Linked DNA regions of Homo sapiens: region 1 is linked to region 2. Evidence: chromatin contacts called from ENCODE Hi-C or POLR2A ChIA-PET data. All regions are on one chromosome and are shown on one strand. The core of a region is the stretch at or near the end of the contact, and the rest is flanking DNA. Distances in the headings are between cores, read along the strand shown. Region 1 holds the start of MLF2 (myeloid leukemia factor 2). Region 2 holds the start of PHB2 (prohibitin 2).

Region 1 (5,695 bases), core at 2,352-4,851, 220 kb after region 2:
TAATCCCAGCACTTTGGGAGGCTGAGGCGGGCAGATCACGAGGTCAGGAGATCAAGACCATCCTGGCTAACACGGTGAAACCCTGTCTCTACTAAAAATATAAAAAAATTAGCCAGGTGTGCGGGCACCTGTAGTCCCAGCTACTCGGGAGGCTGAGGTAGGAGAATGGCGTGAACCCGGGAGGCGGAGCTTGCAGTGAGCCGAGATCGTGCCACTGCACTCCAGCCTGGGCGACAGAGTGAGACTCCGTCTCAAAAAAAAAAAAAAAAAAAAGAGGGAGGGAGAGAGGGAAAAGACAAGAGGGATGGAGGAAGGGAGAGAGGAAGAGAGTGAAGGAGAAGAGAGGAAAGGAAATGAAGGAGAGGGAGAGACCCGGAGAAGGAAGACAGACACAAACTCTGGTTACTTGCAAAATTACATCCCTTTAATTCCTGGAGTAGACAACTGCCTATATGGTATGTCTCCAAGAACTCTGAAAATGGGCTCTTGCATTTGCTCTTTCATCCTCACCTGTTCAAGAGGTTTTTTTTTTTTCTTTTTTTCTTTTTTAGAGACAGGGCCTTGCTCTGTCTCCCAGGCTGGAGTGCAGTGGTGTGATTATGGCTCAAGCAATCCTCCCACCGCAGCCTCCCAAGTAGCTGGGACTACAGGCACACACCACCACACCTGGCTAATTTTTTTTACTGAAGAGACAACGTCTCACTATGTTGCTCAGGCTGGTCTCCAACTCCAGGGCTCAAACGAGCCTCCTGCCTTGGCTTCCCAAAGTGTTGGAATTACAGGTGTGAGTCACTGTGCCTGGCCAACAATTTCCTTTTTTTTTTTTCTTTTTTTTATTGAGACGGAGCCTTGCTCTGTCGCCCAGGCTGGAGTGCAGTGGCAAGATCTCGGCTCATTGCAACCTCTGCTGCTGGGTTCAAGCGATTCTCATGCCTCAGCCTCCCAAGTAGCTGGGAGTACAGGCACGTGCCACTATGCCTGGCTAATTTTTTTGTATTTTTAGTAGAGACAGGGTTTTGCCATGTTGGCCAGGTTGGCCAGGCTAGTCTCGAACTCCTGACCACAAGTGATCCAACCACCTCGGCCTCCCAAAGTGCTGGGATTACAGGCGTGAGCTACCGCGCCTGGCCAGCAGATTCTTAAGTTTTGGAAGGAAGAAGAGAAAGGACTCTAGGCACCTAAAGGCGGTACGTAAAGGATAGCAGGTGGCTGAGCACAGTGGTTCATGTCTGTAATCCCAGCACTTTGGGAGGCCAAGTTTGGGCGAATCACTTGAGCTCAGGAGTTTGAGACCAGCCTGGGCAACATGATGAAACTCCCCATCTCTACAATTTAATTAAAAAAAAAACAAAAAAACGGATAACAGGTAACTAAAAAAGAAAAAGGTGGCTACAAGACTGTATGCCTTCAATTGGCAGAGACCGTGTCTTATATTTTGTATGTATGCTTAATACAATGTACCTAGGACAGTTCCAGGCCTCATTAAACATTTGCTTTTTATTTTTATTTTTATTTTTTTTGGAACAGAGTCTCGCTCCATCCCCCAGGCTGGAGTGCAATGGCGTGATCTCGGCTCACTGCAACCTCCACTTCCCAGGCTCAAGTGATTCTCCTGCCTCAGCCTACTTGTGGGATTACAGGTGCTTGCTACCATGCCCGGCTAATTTTCGTTTTTGTTGTAGTTGTTGTTTTGAGACGGAGTCTCACTGTCGCCCAGGCTGGAGTGCAGTGGCACAATCTTGGCTCACTGCAATCTCCATCTCCTGGGTTCAAGCGATTCTCCTGCCTCAGCTTCCTGAGTAGCTGGGATTACAGACATGTGCCACCACGCCCAGCTAATTTTTGTATTTTTAGTAGAGACTGGATTTCACTTTGTTGGTCAGGCTGGTCTCGAACTCCTGATCTTGTGATGTGCCCGCCTCAGCCTCCCAAAGTGTTGGGATTACAGGCGTGAGCCACTGCGCCAGGCCTTAAACATTTGTTGATTGGCTGGACAATAAAGAACTTGCTTTAGAAGGAGGAGAGGACAAAAGAAAAAAAATGGATAGGATCTCTTTAGTTAAGTTTCAGCCACAGAACCTTTACTGGGACAACTCTTGATCACATGTCAAACTGCTTTCATTTGGGGCAAGAGGATAAGGGGAAGTTGCATGGTGGGAAGTGCAGAGATCTGGAAGACAGAAGATTTTACTAAGTCTCTTCCCCCAGAAATAGCAATGAAAAACAAATTTACTTGTATTCTGTCTGTTTTCCTTTGACTTGCCAGTCTGTCAGCTTATATCTTAATTATCTATCTCTGCTCCCTGTCTCTATTATTGTTTTTTCCTCTTTAATAATGATCAAGTCCAAAGAAACGTGAGAAGCCCTGTTCCTAGCACCTTTTCCTGAGTCACCAGGGACCCCCTCTTTCTCCCCCAGGGAATTACTGGGAACAAGTCTTTCTCATTGGGTCAGACTCCACACAGCACTAATATGGCTAAAAGCCAGAGTAAAGAACCAGGGAAAGCTGGAGTTTGGATGAGTCTGGTTAAAGTCCATCCTAGACAGTCCAAATGCCCTGACCCCAAAGGGGAAGGCCCTTCTCTCCAGCAGAGCCAGATTTTATGCAAGACATTTAGTATGTCAAAGTATCAGTCTCTGGCCTTGGAGGCAGGTCTTCTGGGCCCCGTTTTAGCTCCTCCCCTGGGTGATCCAGGTTAACTGAGCTCTCCACTCCTTTGTTCCCCCAAACTTTAGACCTTTGACCTAAGAAAGCAACCAAGAAAGGTCAGTGCAGGACTGGGAGCTCTTGAGGACACAAGAATTAGAGTAAAAGGAAGGGGAGAGTGGCATTAAACTAATAGATTCAGAACTGTAGCCTTTCCCCAGTCCAACCCTTCACAGATGGGTAACGGGGGAGGGTCCAGGTCCCTCTCCAACGCGAGTTCTCAAGGGCCTCCGGTTCCAGCCTGGCCGAGGAGCGCCATCTGGCGGCCAACCCCCCAACCTGGATCCTCTGCCCCATCCGACTTTCTGAAGCCCGAACTAGATCTGGGCTGGAGAGTTTCACCTCCTCTGCGTCACTCCGGGGACTCCGCCCTGCCAGGAACGCTCCTCCTCAAGCGGGGACAGGCCCAAGCGCCTCCCCCGCAGGAAAACTGCCCATCCTCCCTCTAGGGTAGACTGCTTCTCCAGTAGAGTCGGCTTAAAGCTCCCCCCAGGGATCCGCCCCGCCTCGTCGCCCACAGAGCGCCCGCCTCTCCCCAAGGGGCATCTGCCCCTCGTCCTCCAGTTTCCCCTTGAGGAGGGAGAGAGAACGTGCTGCACTGCGCCCCCAGGTTCAACCTCCAACCCGGTCCCTCCCGAAGAATGGATTCCTCTTCTCCTTCTCCTCCCCTGCCTTATGGGAGCCTCTTCCAGTCCACAGAACCCAAATCGAGGTTACTAATGAGCTCCCCTTCTTCGTGCCCAGGGGACCCCTCTCGGCCTCAGGCTCTGCTCCCCTGAGCTTGGCCCATGGCCCCGGCGCCCCTGGGACTCGGCCCCAGCCATCTCACCACCCGCGCCAGGGGGCGGGGCTCCCACGGCCCGGCCCCGGGTGGGCGGGTCTATCGTGACGTCACTTCCGCCCGGGCCTGGCCGAGGTTCGGGCTCCGTTGGCCGAGGGGGCCGTACGGAGGTGGCAGCTGTGGGAGGAGGCGGCGTGGAAGGCCGAGGAGCTCAAGCCCGGACCAATCCCCACGTTCCGGGCCGCGACCCTGACCCTGCAGCGTACCGGGAAGCGAAACCGGCCGGATGGGCCGCTGAGCCCGAATCGGGCACTGGTGAGGCTCGGGCAGAGCTGGCAGCCCCGGACGGGAGCGGGCCCACGGGGCTGCAGGGTCTGGGAGCCCGGGATGCGGGGTGGGGAGAGGAGAGGCTCAGGCCTACCTCTCCTGCTCGCCTGGCGGGGAGGCGGGAGCTAGAGGAGTCGCAGACAGGCGCGGGGGGCTTAGTGAGGCCCGCCTGGGGGAGGCCTGAGTGTAAGGAGGGGGCGGGGTGACTGGGGTCATTAATGGGGCGGAGGACCTGCACTTGGCATTCTCATCTAGAACGGTGTCGTCGGCGGGAGGAGGGGAGAGTATGCTACCGGCCAGAGCTTTGGGAAGAGGATGGCTCTGAGTGGGGGAGGGAAAAACCGAGAGGGTTGGAAAAATTTTCCATGGCCCTAATTGAGAAAGAGGTTTGAAGAGCCCTTCCCTCCCTAGAGGGTTGTGTGGAACACCTGGAGTAGGGTCTCCCTGGAGTTTAGGGGGTCAGTTACAGGATTTGGAAAGGACAGTGCTCTGAGAGTCCCCACACTGAGTGGGTGTGCAAAACCCTGGCCACCTCCAAGTATCTGAGCTTCCATATCTTTCCAGTGTGGAGCCCCCTGGAGCTGAGATCAGGATGTTCCGCTTCATGAGGGACGTGGAGCCTGAGGATCCCATGTTCCTGATGTGAGTATTCCCTCCCCCTCAAGCTCTCCCACTCCAGGTCTCTGAGCAGTTCAGGCAGACATCGGGGTTCCCATTGCTAGGAATGGTTGGAACTGGCTGGATACCTAGCTCCTACCTAGCAGGAAGTAGGCATCGGTGCCACTGTTGCTCTGTGCGTATTTTTTTGCAGGGTGGTGGAGGGATTGACAGTTTGGCGCTTCTGCCATCCATACTATGTGCTCACTCCACAGGGATCCCTTTGCTATTCACCGTCAGCATATGAGCCGTATGTTGTCAGGTGGCTTTGGATATAGCCCCTTCCTCAGCATCACAGATGGCAACATGCCAGGGACCAGGCCTGCCAGCCGCCGGATGCAGCAGGTAATGATGCTGAGACACACCTGAGACCCAAAGAAAGGTTGGAGGTTAGTTAGGAAAGCACTTAATTTTCTTGCACTACAGCCAACTGAGCAAGTGAAATGCTCTAGGAGTTGGGGAAAGGGTCAGGAAAAAGGGCTTTGTGACTCCCTTTTGAGAGGATGGAAAAAAATTGAGGCCATGGGCCTGGTTTGGGATTGTAAAGAGATAGGATGTGGTCTCTAATTTCTGTTCCTCATGTGTTCCTGTAGGCTGGAGCTGTCTCCCCCTTTGGGATGCTGGGAATGGTGAGTCTTTATCTCCCTGTGTCCTTCCATCTCAGACACACTCTCTACCCTTAGATATTATTCCCAAATGTGCCTCTTAGGAATAGTTTCATGAGTAACCCCAGAATCTTCTCTTTTTATGGCATTCACAAAGCTCTGAGCCTGTTGGGTACTAGGAGCCCTGTGGGTTAAAGGTGTTAAACTCTTGTTGGGAGGCCGAGATGGGTGATCACTTGCAGTCAGAAGTTCGAGACCAGACTGGCCAACATGGTGAAACCCCGTCTCTACTAAAAATACCAAAAAAGCCAGGCATGGTGGCACACACCTGTAGTCCCAGCTACTCTTGAATCCGGGAGGTGGAGATTGCAGTGAGCCGAGACTGCGCCACTGCCCTCCAGCCTGGGCAACAGAGCCAGACTCCATCTCAAAAAAAAAAAAAAGAAAAGATGTTATTAACTGTTGTACTCCTAGAAGTTCATACGCATTAGGAAGATGTAATTGTCTAGCAAAATTTGTTCTTTTGAGGAGGGAAGTGCAGTTAAAGGGCCAACTAGAGATGATTTTTTGGTAGGTTTTAACAATTTCATGCCTTACCTCTTTAGAGTTTAGAATCCA
Region 2 (5,766 bases), core at 116-2,615:
CTAAACCAATGCGATTTCTTCTGGGCCTATTCAATTAGTTCTAACGGGTAAGAGAAAGGAGGAGGAAGAACACTGCCCAAGGCTTTAAGATAGAGAACTGCTGGTTCTATTACATGTGGGGAAAGAGATGAATGATAGATAAAAATGCAGATGTAAAAGTTTTAAATAATAACCAGGTCTGGACAGTGTATCATAGGTGGATATTAGAGAGAGGTGACTATGGATACTAATGAATTGAAACACGAAGCCCTTACAAAAAGTGTGGGCAGACTAGGCTACATAACTACGTTTCTCATCTGCCCAGTAACTTGTCTTGGGATGTGGAATGACGCAAGGAACGAAACTTTCCTCTGCTTAGACTACTATACCACAGAATCCTGGTAAACCAATTGGAAGCAAGGAGGTGAGGGCTAGAATATCATTCAAAAAGAGCAAAAGAAAATGAGTACTACCGGCCGGGCACAGTGGCTCACGCCTCTAATCCCAACACTTTGGGAGGCCGAGGCGGGCGGATCACTTGAGGTCAGGAGTTCGAGACCAGCGTGGCCAACATGGTGAAACCCCATCTGAACTAAAAATACAAAAAAATTAGCCGGGCGTGGTGGCACCTGCCTGTAGTCCCAGCTACTCCAGAGGCTGAGTCAGGAGAACTGTTTGAAGGCGGGAGGCAGAAGTTGCAGTGAGCCGAGGTCGCGCAACTGCACTCCAGCCTGGGCGACAGAGCGAGACTCCGTCTCAAAAAAAAAAAAAAAAAGAAAGAAAAATGAGTACTACCATCCCAGGATGTCAAATCAACGCAAAGCCAACCAAGCCACCTTCCTTCAAAAGCATCTTTCACCCCTCTCTGCTTTCTACATCCACTCTGGGCCCCTTACCCTCATTCCACGGAGTCCCAACCTATCGATTTACTACTTCTCCACTTCCTGTCCCAAACTACCTTGACTGTCTCCAGACTGGCCCCTTCCAGCACCACAATAAGCCTACGGCCTCCGATCTTGTTTCCTGCCCCTAGTCGGGGCCGCTTGGGTGGCAGAGCATCCCAGTCCTGTGCCTGCTCCCCACCGCTTCGTTCACGAGGCTTGAATCCATCACTGGGCGCGGCCATCTTGCAACAATACCGGAAGTTGCGCTAACGCTCTTAAATAAGAACAGCGCGGCTTCTAATCACAAATTTCCTTCCGGCTGCCATTTTGAAAGTGGGCCAGGAAATGGAGATGACTTGCTGTCTTGCGCTGCCCTCCCTGGGAGGGCAGCCTTCCAGAAAGGGGCGGGACTTCCGTATGCGCGATTCCTGTGCGCGAAGTTCGGGTCCGTAGTGGGCTAAGGGGGAGGGTTTCAAAGGGAGCGCACTTCCGCTGCCCTTTCTTTCGCCAGCCTTACGGGCCCGAACCCTCGTGTGAAGGGTGCAGTACCTAAGCCGGAGCGGGGTAGAGGCGGGCCGGCACCCCCTTCTGACCTCCAGTGCCGCCGGCCTCAAGATCAGACATGGCCCAGAACTTGAAGGACTTGGCGGGACGGCTGCCCGCCGGGCCCCGGGGCATGGGCACGGCCCTGAAGCTGTTGCTGGGGGCCGGCGCCGTGGCCTACGGTGTGCGCGAATCTGTGTTCACCGGTGAGCAACCTCCGCCTGCTCGCCGGACGCTTCCAGTCCCTCCCCCAAACCCCTTGCCCTGTCCCCGCGCCCCTCCACGGGCCTAGCATTTCCTCTGAGCAGCGGCCTGGCCTGATCACCACCCATCTCCCCACAGTGGAAGGCGGGCACAGAGCCATCTTCTTCAATCGGATCGGTGGAGTGCAGCAGGACACTATCCTGGCCGAGGGCCTTCACTTCAGGTAATGGCGGGCAGAGCCTGCTGACCCTGACCTTTCACCCTTGACGCCGACCCAGCAGTGGCTATAGTCGGACGTGCAACAGGATTCAACGCTGCTCTTTTCCCACCCTCCTCATCCCTGCCCCTAGGATAGTGGGTGCTGCGAGAACCTCCAGCAGCATACAAACTGTTGTTTTCCAGAGGGACAAGAGAATCTCTCCTTGTCTGTGGTCGTGGAGAGGAGCAGGCCAAAAAACGCGTGGTGAGGGGAAACCGGGCAAGGCTAGTGAAACTGCGGCCTTTTCTTTTTTTTTTTTTGGAGAGGGAGTCTTGCTCTGTCGCCCAGGCTGGAGTGCAGTGGCGCGATCTCGGCTCACTGCAACCTCCGCCTCCTGATTTCAAGCGATTCTCCTGCCTCAGCCTCACGAGTAGCTGGGATTACAGGCGCCCGCCACCACGCCCGGCTAATTTTTGTATTTTAGTAGAGACGGGGTTTCACTATGTAGATCAAGCTGGTCTCGAACTCCTGACCTCAAATGATCCGCCCGCCTCGGCCTCCCAAAGTGCTGGGATTACAGGCGTGAGCCACCGCGCCCGGCCGAAACTGTGGCCTCTTAATACCTATCCCTGTCCTCTCCAGGATCCCTTGGTTCCAGTACCCCATTATCTATGACATTCGGGCCAGACCTCGAAAAATCTCCTCCCCTACAGGCTCCAAAGGTAGGTCTGAGCACTTGGTAATCACATGGCAGGTGGGATGATCAAGGTAGCTGGCAAGAAACCCCAGGGGAATATGGTAGTGTCAGGCCTTTAGGCCTCTTTCCACATCTGCAAGAGCTGTAACAAAAATACCTGCCTCCTGGGGTCAAAGCAGCAAATTCTGAACACACTGTGTTTGCGTGCTTTTTACTGTCTCCTCCCTGACGTGTATTCAATAAGAGTATTGTTTGTCCCTCGTCTTGTTCACTGCCTAGATCAAAGCTTTGTTTTAAAGCCTTTTTTTTCTAACTGCTTGACTTACTATATCTACAGTTACATCCACTAGTACACTCTGTTCTGGAGAAGTTTGTCCCTAAGCTTGACTAGTTCACCTGTTCTCTCCTTCTAGACCATACATAAAAGCCGTGCCTTTGAGTTCCCCAGACCTCTTCCTCCTCCCCACCCACGCACACATATACACCCTGGGTCAGGTAGCTCACCTGTAACCTGTAATGTACTTCTTTGTGCTATACCTAGTGCAGGTCGCTTATTCATTTACTAGACTGGGCCCTGGGAATAAAAGATTCATTAAACACAATTCTTGTCCCCCAAGTCCTTACAGGAGACATGATTACGGTACAGCACGAAAGCGCCCACGTTAGAGGTTGCACAGAGTACAGAGGGGGAAAGAGTAGTCAGCTCTGCTGGTGACGGGGTTTGCAGTTCAAGGCTTCACAGTGGGTGAGGGTGCATTTCAGCTGTGCTGCGTCTTGTCTTCCTTGTCAGCCTGATTAACTCTCCTCCCCCCAGGGTAGTGCCAGGCTGTACACCATTGCACAGGGCATACAGGGAGGAACATGAAGGAGAAAATGCTTGGGAAAGGGTGTTTGGCCTTGACCAGCCACTGCTGACCTCAATCTCAGACCTACAGATGGTGAATATCTCCCTGCGAGTGTTGTCTCGACCCAATGCTCAGGAGCTTCCTAGCATGTACCAGCGCCTAGGGCTGGACTACGAGGAACGAGTGTTGCCGTCCATTGTCAACGAGGTGCTCAAGAGTGTGGTGGCCAAGTTCAATGCCTCACAGCTGATCACCCAGCGGGCCCAGGTCTGACTCCCACCACCATCTGCGTGGTGTCAGCCTTTCCTTCCTAGGCCCAGAGTATTGGGAATTAGGAAAGGCAGCTTATTAGAAAAGCATTGTCACCCTAGTGCCATTTCCACCTAAAAGCTGTGCTAATTGCCACTGTGAAATAAGGAGAGCCAGCATTAGAACTCGATAGCACTCGGTGTTAGGAAGCACAGAGGAAAATGGCCAAGTCTTGGCTTTTCCTGCACCTCTTCGAGCAGAGAGGCTTATGTTACAGGTTTGCCTGACAGGAAGCTAAGGCAGTGCATGTTGTATTGAGAGTGAAGGGTTAGGGGTCGCAACCTTCCTTTCAGCTCCCCAGTCCCCTCAAACCACCCCTCCCTTCCCCTCTTCACCCCTGCCCTCAGGTATCCCTGTTGATCCGCCGGGAGCTGACAGAGAGGGCCAAGGACTTCAGCCTCATCCTGGATGATGTGGCCATCACAGAGCTGAGCTTTAGCCGAGAGTACACAGCTGCTGTAGAAGCCAAACAAGTGGGTGAGTCGCAAGAGCCGTGGGGTGAGGGCTTCTGAGATGCAGGAGGAGGAAAGACTCCATGGGTGGGGCTCCTGACCCAGGACAGGGTCTCCCTGACTCTCTCCCACCACAGCCCAGCAGGAGGCCCAGCGGGCCCAATTCTTGGTAGAAAAAGCAAAGCAGGAACAGCGGCAGAAAATTGTGCAGGCCGAGGGTGAGGCCGAGGCTGCCAAGATGATATCCTTCTGCTGGAGAGATCTCAGCCCAGCCCCTAGGGCACCTGAGTTCCCCATTCTCCTTCATGGGCAGGCTGATGAGACTAAGGCGAATGCGACTCCGTGCTCTCTGGCCCTTGGCTCCTTGTTGGGGGTGGGGACTACAGATGAGATCTGAAATCTTAGTGGTAGTACCTGAGCCATGACTCCCCACTGTAAGGCCAGATCAATAGCATTGGTGGCCTTGCCTTCATTTCTGGTGCTGCCCCTAGTTCCTGGCAGCAGCCTGCAGGGAGGCCCACAGGTGGGGTCCACGGTAGGGCTGGGCACAAGCCACCTGAGCGCAACCTTGGATCTGACAGCCCAGAGGAGGACTGGAGCAAGGGAGTGTGGTAAGGACAGGGCCAGGGATTGAGACCTGCCCTTGCGTGTACCTTAACCCTCCTCACCTTGGAGAAGCACTGAGCAAGAACCCTGGCTACATCAAACTTCGCAAGATTCGAGCAGCCCAGAATATCTCCAAGACGGTGAGTGTGTCAGCCCAGCGTCTCTGATGGGGCTGCCTTGAGAAAGTGCTTTCAGTTAAGGCACATTGAGGTGAGGGAATTCGAACCTTGCTTGTTCCGGTTTCTACTCAGATTGGCTTCTCTGGCCGGCGCGGTGGCTCACGCATGTAATCCCCGCACTTTGGGAGGCCAAGGTGGGTGGATCACCTGAGGTCAGGAGTTCGAGACCAGCCTGGCCAACATGGTGAAACCCCATCTCTACTAAAAATACAAAAGATAATGAGCCCGCTGTGGTGGCGTTTAGCTATATTCCCAGCTACGCAGGAGGCTGAGGCAGGAGAATCACTTGAACCCAGGAGGCGGAAGTTGCAGTGAGCTGAGATCATGCCACTGCACTCCAGCCTGAGCAACAGAGCAAGACTCCGTCTCAAAAATAAATAAATAAAAAATTGGCTTCTCCGATACTCCTCCTGTCAAGAATGATTCCTCTGGGTTCCCTGACCTTTTGTTCTAATCATAGCTGCTGCTCAGCGCTCTGGATCCCTAAGTGCGAGCAGAAACCATGTGTTACTCATTGCTGCACCCCTGCCCTAATCTGCATGTGTTCCATGTTAAGTAGCTGCTGAATTGCAGGGGTCGGAATTGAGGTCTTTGCTTAATGCAAGCATCTGTCTTATTTCCTGCCCTGTAGATCGCCACATCACAGAATCGTATCTATCTCACAGCTGACAACCTTGTGCTGAACCTACAGGATGAAAGTTTCACCAGGTGAGAGATGTGGCCACACTGTGGGGTATCACCAAGAACGTGGGACCTGAGTCTGGTTGTTTGGGCTCTGGAGCCTGCTACAGCTATTCATATGGCTCAGAGACATTGAACCAAAATTAGAAAAGGGGGTGGTTGACAGTTTCTATCTTGCATCTCATAGG

The links. Hi-C counts contacts between places; a loop is a spot of excess contacts on that map. ChIA-PET counts read pairs that join two places held with the same protein, here RNA polymerase II (POLR2A). Pooled maps may share reads with other maps.
Region 1: a loop to region 2 is called in a map of B cell, with 20 times the contacts of the local background. The contact joins the promoter of MLF2 here to the promoter of PHB2 in region 2. A Hi-C loop is called at or near these places in 7 of 168 maps with a recorded cell type or tissue (A673, B cell, CD8-positive, alpha-beta T cell and 3 more), 2 of 37 single-sample maps with no recorded cell type and 12 of 50 pooled maps. POLR2A ChIA-PET finds 5 or more read pairs at or near these places in 5 of 52 experiments (HEK293, HEK293T, MCF 10A and 2 more).

Annotation. Positions count from the first base shown.
Region 1 is chr12:6,751,047-6,756,741 of GRCh38, reverse strand. It overlaps MLF2 (myeloid leukemia factor 2), which reads left to right and starts at 3,601. Exons shown (of 9, transcript NM_001382226.1): 1 at 3,601-3,803; 2 at 4,380-4,457; 3 at 4,688-4,817; 4 at 5,066-5,101. The coding sequence starts at 4,408. RefSeq lists enhancers at 3,045-3,214, 3,245-3,294 and a silencer at 3,465-3,704.
Region 2 is chr12:6,966,263-6,972,028 of GRCh38, reverse strand. PHB2 (prohibitin 2) reads left to right here and starts at 1,365. Exons shown (of 10, transcript NM_001144831.2): 1 at 1,365-1,612; 2 at 1,749-1,833; 3 at 2,452-2,531; 4 at 3,434-3,618; 5 at 4,008-4,137; 6 at 4,250-4,353; 7 at 4,781-4,858; 8 at 5,529-5,605. The coding sequence starts at 1,486. It overlaps EMG1 (EMG1 N1-specific pseudouridine methyltransferase), which reads right to left and starts at 1,116. Exons shown (of 6, transcript NM_006331.8): 1 at 938-1,116. The coding sequence starts at 1,105. It also overlaps SCARNA12. RefSeq lists enhancers at 809-928, 979-1,158, 1,249-1,318, 839-1,441, 4,466-4,966.